Regions from separate parts of the Homo sapiens genome. Here region 2 is linked to region 1. Evidence: chromatin contacts called from ENCODE Hi-C or POLR2A ChIA-PET data. All regions are on one chromosome and are shown on one strand. Each heading gives the region's core, a stretch centred on a gene start or an enhancer-like site at or near the end of the contact. The rest is flanking DNA. Distances are from core to core; before and after follow the strand shown. Region 1 overlaps KDM2B (lysine demethylase 2B). Region 2 holds the start of MPHOSPH9 (M-phase phosphoprotein 9).

Evidence for each region. A loop is a pair of places that touch in the nucleus more often than their neighbours do. ChIA-PET counts read pairs that join two places held with the same protein, here RNA polymerase II (POLR2A). Pooled maps may share reads with other maps.
Region 2: a loop to region 1 is called in a pooled map, with 4 times the contacts of the local background. The contact joins the promoter of MPHOSPH9 here to the enhancer-like site in region 1. A Hi-C loop is called at or near these places in 5 of 50 pooled maps. POLR2A ChIA-PET finds 5 or more read pairs at or near these places in 2 of 52 experiments (CD8-positive, alpha-beta memory T cell and GM12878).

What each region holds. Positions count from the first base shown.
Region 1 is chr12:121,528,974-121,533,198 of GRCh38, forward strand. KDM2B (lysine demethylase 2B) reads right to left here. Exons shown (of 23, transcript NM_032590.5): 8 at 3,833-3,986. Among named protein-coding and RNA genes, the nearest start is that of KDM2B-DT, 49 kb to the right of the region's middle. RefSeq lists an enhancer at 525-1,026. Within about 2 kb of position 1,763, at least 23 of the 41 ENCODE cell types and tissues checked have a DNase peak (open chromatin) inside an H3K27ac peak, as active enhancers do.
Region 2 is chr12:123,230,657-123,234,881 of GRCh38, forward strand. It overlaps MPHOSPH9 (M-phase phosphoprotein 9), which reads right to left and starts at 2,485. Exons shown (of 24, transcript NM_022782.4): 1 at 2,419-2,485. MTRFR (mitochondrial translation release factor in rescue) reads left to right here and starts at 2,780. Exons shown (of 3, transcript NM_152269.5): 1 at 2,780-2,875. RefSeq lists an enhancer at 2,258-2,497.

The DNA.
Region 1 (4,225 bases), core at 513-3,012:
CTCTGAATCATTCTATGAAGCCAGTATCACCCTAATACCCAAACCAGGAAAGGACATAACAAAAAGGAAACTAAAGACCAATATCCCTGATTAACATAGATGCAAAAAACCTCAACAAAATACTAGTAACTAAATCCAACAGCATATCAACAAGATAATCCCTCCATGATCAAGTGGGTTTCATGCCAGGGATGGTTTAACATACACATGTCGATAAATGTGATACACCACGTAAACAGAATTAAAAATTAAAAAATCACACGATCATCTGAATAGACACAGAAAAAGCATTTGACAAAATCCAGCATCCCTTTATGATGAAAGTCTTCCTAAACCATCAGCATCCTATGAGCTTTCAGAGAACTGAAGACTCCATGAACCACGGACTGGGAGGCGTGAGGTCAGTGTGGCAGGAGGAGAGGTGCCTAAGGTCACACTGTGGCAATGAAAACTCAGGTCAGAGGTGGGAAATGCCAGAATTCAATTCTCTGCTTCAATACAGAAAAACTCCCATCCAGGGAGCTGCAAACCCTTTCTGGGTTTCCCAAGACTCTCTCCTCAAAGCCACAAATCAAGTACCACGAATCTCAGATGTGTGTCTGTACGTGGCTCAGAGGGTGTGAATGCTGGAGAGAATCCCCAGGCCTGGGGAGGACCTAAAATACTCATCTAGGGGCTGGGCGCGGTGGCTCATGTCTGTAATCCCAGCATTTTGGGAGGCCGAGGCGGGTGGATCACTTGACCCTAGGAGTTCGAGACCTGCCTGGACAACATGGCAAAACCCCGTTGCTACTAAAAATACAAAAATTAGCCGGGCATGGTGGCGTGTACCTGTAATCTCAGCTACTAGGGAGGCTGAGGCAGGAGAATCGCTTGAACCCGGGAGGCGGAGGTTGCAGTGAGCCAAGATTGCACCACCATGCTCCAGCCTGGCGACAGAGCAAGACTCTGTCTCAAAAAAAAAAAAAAAGAAGAGCAGGCGCAGTGGCTCACGCCTGTAATCCCAGCACTTTGGGAGGCCAAGGTGGGCAGATCATGAGGTCAGGAGATCAAGACCATCCTGGCTAACACAGTGAAAACGTGTCTCTACTAAAAACACAAAAAATTAGCCAGGCATGGTGGCGGGTGCCTGTGGTCCCAGCTATTCGGGAAGCTGAGGCAGGAGAATGGTGTGAACCCGGGAGGCGGAGCTTGCAGTGAGCCGAGATTGCGCCACTGCACTCCAGCCTGGGCAACAGAGCAAGACTCCCTCTCAAAAAAAAAAAAAAAAAAAAAATACTAATCTAGGTCAGTGGACCCCAGTCTCTGGTCCTTTAGTTTTCACTGGTTGGAAACAGAATGAGAAAAACTATCAAAGTTAAAGTACTATCCTTTATTCTGACATTTTATACTTGTAACTTTTTTAGTGTCAGAATAGACCATGGGGTTTGTTGATCTTAACACCCATCTTTAGCAAAATTATAAGTTGGCAACTCTGTATCTGTTCCTAAGTTTTTTTTCACTGGTCCATGAAATCAATGGCTGGGAACCGCTGAACTATGCTGCACCCTCCCTCCCACCCTACCCCACCCCTGTATCTCAGAGGGTGGCAAATTCCAACTGTCCCTTTTCTACTTCCCAAAACTCCAGGGGAAAAAATCCTGGTATCTCAATGCATGACCCTTCAGGCCAGAAGTCTTTGCCAGGACCTAACTGGACTCCTGCTTGCAGCAACTCAAATGCACATTTCCTCTTCCTGCCTTCAATAGACAGCCACGCCCACACCCCTGCTGCCAGGGCTTCTCAAGACCTCCCCCAGCTTGCTTAAGTCACCAACATCAACACCCACACCATCCCACACAGGGGAAAAGTGATGAGCCACCTCCCAGCTCTGCATAAGGCCTGGACAGAGAGACTTAAGGCCTGTTAGGCTCAGAGGATGGGGTTGGGAGGGAACTTGAGGGTCCCAGAGTTCAGCTCCACCCCACCACCATTGTAGAGAGAGCTGAGGTGCAGAGAGAGGAAGAGACCAGCTAACGTCACAGAGTCAGCAGCAAGGCCAAGAGCCTTCCAGTCATCCTTTGAATCCAGGGCCAATCCAGCAACACCTGCAGAGTGGATTGAGCACAGCTTAGAAGGAGGATGCCACCTCCTTCCCGAGTCTCCACTACTCCACATCTGCCAGGGTGTCCCCTATAAACGCTGACCACCAAGTGCAGTTCCCTTCCATCCCAAGCAGGGGTCGGTCCCTTCCCTGAGCCAAGCAGGTCTGAGGACAGACCTGGGGCCATGGTAACAAAGTCATCCCCGCACTAAACCCTGCTACTTCCAAATGCCAAATCTCCCTAATAGGGAAGTCTCCAGTTTCTGCCCAACTTTCTAGAAGCACCCAGGTGTTGGAGGCCCCATCCCCATAGCAGGAACTGCTACTACAACCACCACTAGTGCTTGATGTCCAGACCTAAGACCAGTTTCTAGCCCAACTCTCAGAAACATCTTGGTGGCCTCAAAGGATACTCCTATCCTCTGGTCCAAGCTTCCACCCAGTTGTAGATTGTCTGCAAGCACCTTGAGTCATCCATATCTACTTTCTACTTGTATGCCTCCAGTGACAGGGAGCTCACTACCTAACAGAGCAAGTTATTTCAACACCACTCGGCTATACTCCTTTCAGGAGACAATCCTTCACCTGGCTGACTGCAGTTACCATATGCCTTCACTTCCTCATGTAAAGCAACCCAATTCCTCCTTCAAACACATCTCACCTGATGTGGTTTCCAGACACACCCACACCCCACTTCAGGTTGATTTAACCTCCAAAGTACAATGACCAAGAGGAACAAAACCTCCTTCCTACAGGCTAGGTGCGGTGGCTCACATGTGTAATCCTAGCACTTTGGGAGGCCAAGGAGGGAGAATCCCTTGAGGCCAGGAGTTGGAGACCAGCCGGGACAACATGGCAAAACCCCACCTCTACTAAAAATACAAAAATTAGCTGGGCATGTTGGCGCACGTCTGTAATCCCAGCTACTTGGGAGGCTGAGACTTGGGAGGCTGAGACTTGGGAGGCTGACATGAGAACTGCTTGAACCTGGGAGGTGAAGGTTGCAGTGAGCCAAGATCACGCCACTGCACCCTAGCCTGGGTGACAGAGCAAGACTGTCTCAAAAAAAAAAGAAAAAAAGCACAACTCCTATGTGTGGCCTGACCCCCTCCCTCTACACAGCAGGACTATCACCTCTCTCATCCTAGGTAGAATGCTTCCATTAATGCAACCTAAGAGATAATTCCCTGACCCCTAGGTCATCAGCCACATCTACTAGTGACTGAGCCAGGAACCAGCCAAAAGCCCTTAGTCCATCTCCAGTGAACTGGAGGCAAGGAGATCTGAACTCACTCAGCCCTCATGACCACCCTGGGGAAATCTTAATCCTATTTTACAGATGGGAATAGAGGCACGAAGAAGTGAAGTCACAGCCTCTAAGTGGTCGATCCAGAATTCCACCTGAGGCCATGCACAGCCCTTCCCCAGACCCTGCCTCAGGGCAAACCCACCCCCATTACCCAACACACAATCTCCACAGGAAGTCCTGCACAGGGATTCGAGTCTCCCCTGAGAGGGCCCAAGGCCTTCTCCAAGGGAGAGAGAATTCCAGCCCGTAGGTGGTAGATACAGGTGGGATGTGAGGGGAAAACTGCACGGCTTTTCCCTCCAGCCCACGGCTGGCTCCCCTCGGGGACTGCCAATGGCCTGTCAAACCCACCAGGCCCAGAGCAACCCTCAGGGGGCCTAAAACCCTGGCTCAGGCCGCAGGAGACTCGAGGAGCCCAGAGAGTGCCCCTGGAAACCTACCGGAAGGGATGAAAAATGTGTAGCCCTGCTTCAGCTCAATTCTTTGGCATCGTTCCACACGGTCTCCCAGAAAGATGTCACTCTGTTTGCCTGACAGCACCCACTCCTCGTACAGCGCCAAATTGTGCAGCGTTGGAGGAATCAGCCAAAAAATCTTGGGAGAAAACACAGGCAGTCAGCTGGAGACCCAGGCCCAGACAAGACCCAGAGAGAGGGCCCCACCTGCCTGGCGGAAGGGGAGGGGGCGAGACAAGCTGTGTGTGGGGTGGGGGGTGTGGAGAGATGGCAGATCCATCCCTCTGGACTCTCTGCAAGGCCAGGTCCCTAGAGCCTCTGGGGAGGCAGGAAGGGCTGTGCCCACCTTCAGGGAACCTCCATTCCTGCTGAAATCCC
Region 2 (4,225 bases), core at 1,235-3,734, 1.7 Mb after region 1:
CAAAATGTAGAAACCACCCAAATGTCCATCAATGGATAAATGGATAAACGAATGAAGCATATTCATAGAACAGGATAGGATTCAGCCATAAAAAGACACATGCTACAACATACATGAACACTGAAGATACTATGCTAAGTAAAAAAAGCCAGTCACAAAAGACCACAGACTATATGATTTCATTGATATGAAATATCTTGAATGGGCAAATTCATAGACAAATGGCTGCCAGGAGCTGGGGAAGGAGAGAATGTGAGTGAGTGCAGCTGGTATGGAGTTTCTTTTTGGGGTGATAAAAAATTCTGGAATTAGATAGTGGTGATGGCTGCACAACCTTGTGAACTAAAAACCACTGAATTGTACACTTGTAAAAGACTGAATTTTATGGTATGTGAATTATGTATCTCAATTAAAAATCTACATTAAGGATTATTTGCAAAAGTAGCATCACCTTTTTCAGGTAATATTTCAGATTTTTATATGTTTAATAATCAAGGTTCTTTTTTTTAGAGACAGCATCTTGCTATGTTGCCCAGGCTGGTCTACAACTCCTGGCCTCAAGTGCTCAGCCTCCCGAGCAGCTGGGATTATAGCGCAAACCATTTTGCCAGGCTTTACAATGAAAGTTCTAGATATAATTCTATTATGTAACAATTGGAATACTTGCATGCCTTGTTCATTTGTTTAATAAATTCTACCAAGTATATATGTTTGTTGACTTATACAGAGACAAGAAGAACTGAACTACTTAATATTTAATTTGTATTAAAAAGAGCCAATTAAACTGTTAACAACCATAGCTTCCCCATTGTCTGGAAGTACATTTTGAACTATATATATGGTCTTTTGTCTCTGTGCAGCTATTCTTAGAAAATAAACCACTGGGCACACTGGAGCCTGCCTGCAGCTACTGGGAGCATGTCCCAGCTACTCTGGAGGCTGAGGTGGGAGGATCACTTCAGCCCAGGAGTTCAAGACTGCAGTGAGCTATGATCCTGCCACTGCACTCCAGCTTGGGCAACAGACCAAGACCCCATCTCTTAAAAAATAAAAATAAAAATAAAAAAATTATTTGCCAGGCCAACTAAAATTTCAGTGAAGCTGGATATATACCATGGCAAATTGGCTGTAACAGGTCAAACAAGATGCCTCCTTCCTGGGGAATTCATGCACTTATAAAAGAGCAAGGGAGCAAGAGGAAAAAGGAGAAAGAAAGAAAACTTCAGCTGCTTACAAACTGAAAAGCTTAGAGAGTGCAACAGGAATATTATCTAGTATTCCGCTTCTGCTAGATTCCCACTTTCTAGGGCCTGCTTTTATAAAGCATTACACAAAAACAGGGACCATTTCCTTCAGGGACAGGAGTGAATGCAAAGGGTAACCGGACCTAACTAAATGGACTTTTCCCCAGTGGCTCAGCCCATCACCCACGACAAATGGGGCATTGAAACAGTCAAGGACTGCCCCTTCCAACTGGCAACAGAAATACCTGGATTCCAATCACCATGCTATTACACCAGGAAAACACAAGCTCTCCAGGGAGATGAACCTGCAACCCCATCTATTATTTCCCCTGCTAAGGTAATCCGGATCCGGATGCAGATCCAGATGGAAAACCACTAGAAATTCAAAGATGCTTCTCCATTTGGGGTGGAGGTGCTGGGGGGAGGGCAGGGAAGTAAGAGGGAAAAATCCTTAAACACCCACAAATACAATGCAAAAAAAAATTTTTTTAACTTGATACAGAATGAATATAAGAGCAGAGCTTTTATATTTCCCAGCAACAAGATATGACGCTTTTGGTGTCCCTACCCCCTAGCAAAAAAAGGGAGCTGGGGAAAAGGAACGATTGATGGTTATGAAACATGAAAGTTAACTGGGCGCTCCGCCTTGACGGGAGGCTTGGGGGAGAGGAAGAGATTTCAGATGGGGATGAGGCCAGATCCCGACATTCTGAGCTCACAGTCAGCCCGCAATGGCTGGTGGCGGCTATCGGGTCAAAGTGGGAAGGAGAGGGAGAATCTATGCAGTCGCCTAAGCTACGGAAAGCAGGGAGGACGGAGAAAAGCCACCGCTCCTGCAACTACAACCGCGATTCCAAAAGGAAACCGGGGCACCTTGGCAAAAAATGGGGGGAAAAATTAAAAAAACCCCACAAACCCCCCGCCCCTCAGGAAGAGCGATCTGCGATTGGGCCGCGCGAGTGTCACTCAAGGGCGCCGAGTCTAGAAAAGGCGCACCGCGGCCGGGCAGAGCTCCCACACGCCGAAGGGCTCCGAGGGGGTCAGGCCAATCGGCAGCCGTCACCCCACACCCCAGCCCATCACCACACTCAAGGGGCCGCTAAGACAGTGTCTCCTAAGTCTCGTCTCCTGTCCCCAGCGGCCTACAGCTCCCTGCAGGCTGGTGGCCGCTTACCTGGCCGCCGCTCCCGCTGCCGATGTCAGGGTCATGCAAGCGGCCTCTCGCGACCGTTACCCGAGGGAGCGCGCGCGCGCCCGGCGTCTCTCCAGTGATTGGCTGCCCGGAAGGAGGCGGAGACAGCCTCGCATGGCGCGCGCGTCCACCTCGCCGTTCCCCCTCGCGCAGCTCCAACCAAAGAGAGACATCCAACCCCGGGGGAGTGACAAGGGGGCGGGATTGCTGTGAAACTCTCTTCTCTGATTGGCTCTCTGGGAGCCAGCCGCTGCCACGAGGGAAAGAAGCTTCAGTTTCTCGCATGCGCAGTGAGTAAACATGAGCCTCTGGTAGATAAGAGAAACCGCGATCGGAGTACGGCGCGTGCGCAGATCAGGGATCGCGATTGCGAATCCTCCGCTGAGGTGATTTGGATATCCCTAGAACGTTGAGGGCACGAGTCGGGTCCTGAGACCAGGTAAGCATCTGCGGAGAAGCCAGGTAACCCTACGGCTGCCGACGACTGTCAAAGGCTCCGGAGAGAGGACTGCGAGCCGGGACGCCTGGGTTTTTCCCGACTTGCGACCCCGAGTGGCGCAGCCAGTTTACCTGAGGCCGCGCTGGCGGTGGGGTGGGGCCGGCCGTGACACCCGAGCTCAGTTTTCTCGGGACCTGGTTTACGCTAGGTGCTGTGGGTCGGCCCTGGGGCTGTTCAGGCACTCAGGGCAGGGGAGAGGAGAGACTACCGTCCTGGAGATAACGGTTCCACGGAGGCCCAAGGCGAAACGGAAGGATCCTCATGTACAAAACTGAGCGGAATGGAGCTGTGAGCACGCATCAGGTGCTGTTTCAGGCCTGGCACGTAGTAGAGGTCAGCACTGCCCTTGCTAGGCTTTTGCGGAGATACTCGTTTTTTTTTTAATAGACGTGGGGTGGGGGGGTCTCACTGTGTTGCCCAAGCTGATCTCGAACTCCTGGCCTCAAGCGATCCTCCTTCCTCGGCCTCCCAAAGTGCTGGGATCACAGGCGCAAGCCACCCAGCCCTACTTTTGAAGGACCAAAGGGAACTCGCTCTCCTCCCCGTGGGACCCCAGCCCATTTCATGCGCACTGTGCAGGCCACATTCTTCAGCATAGTTAACCTTTAAGGTCTTTCCAGCTACTCGATTTACCTCCAGGAGTTCTGGCTCACAGTAAAGGGACTTCCCTGGCACTATCACTTAGGCCTCCACAACCCAGGAAATGGATCTGCCCTTGGAATAACAGATCTGCCAGGAGGCGTTACATCTCATTGGAGCTTCCTAAGTATACCTACCAATTTTTTTTTACTTTTTTTATTTTTGTGGGGGAGGGGGGTAGGGGGGACAAGGTCTCTCTCTGTCACCCAGGCTGGAGGGCAGTGGCGCGATCTCGGCTCACTTTAACCTCTGCCTCCCGGGTTCAAGTGATTCTTCTGCTTCAGCCTCCCGAGTAGCCGGGAATACCGGTGCCCGCCACCACATCCGGCTAATTTTTTGTATTTTTAGTAGAGACGGGGTTTTGCCATATTGGCCAGGCTGGTCTCGAATTCCTGACCTCAGGTCATCCTCCTGCCTCGGCCACCCAAAGTGCTGGGATTACAGGCATGAGCCACCACGCCTGGCAATTTTCAAAGGGTAAATTTGATGTTATCCTATCTTTCATGATTTTTTAAATTATATTACATAATTCCAAAAGATATTTTATGTTTAAACCAGGACTTACTTCATTGAAGATGGTTTTATCTTTCAGTGTGAACCTGCTGGGAAGTCAGGCTATATTTTTGGCATCACAGTGATCTCCTTAGTACC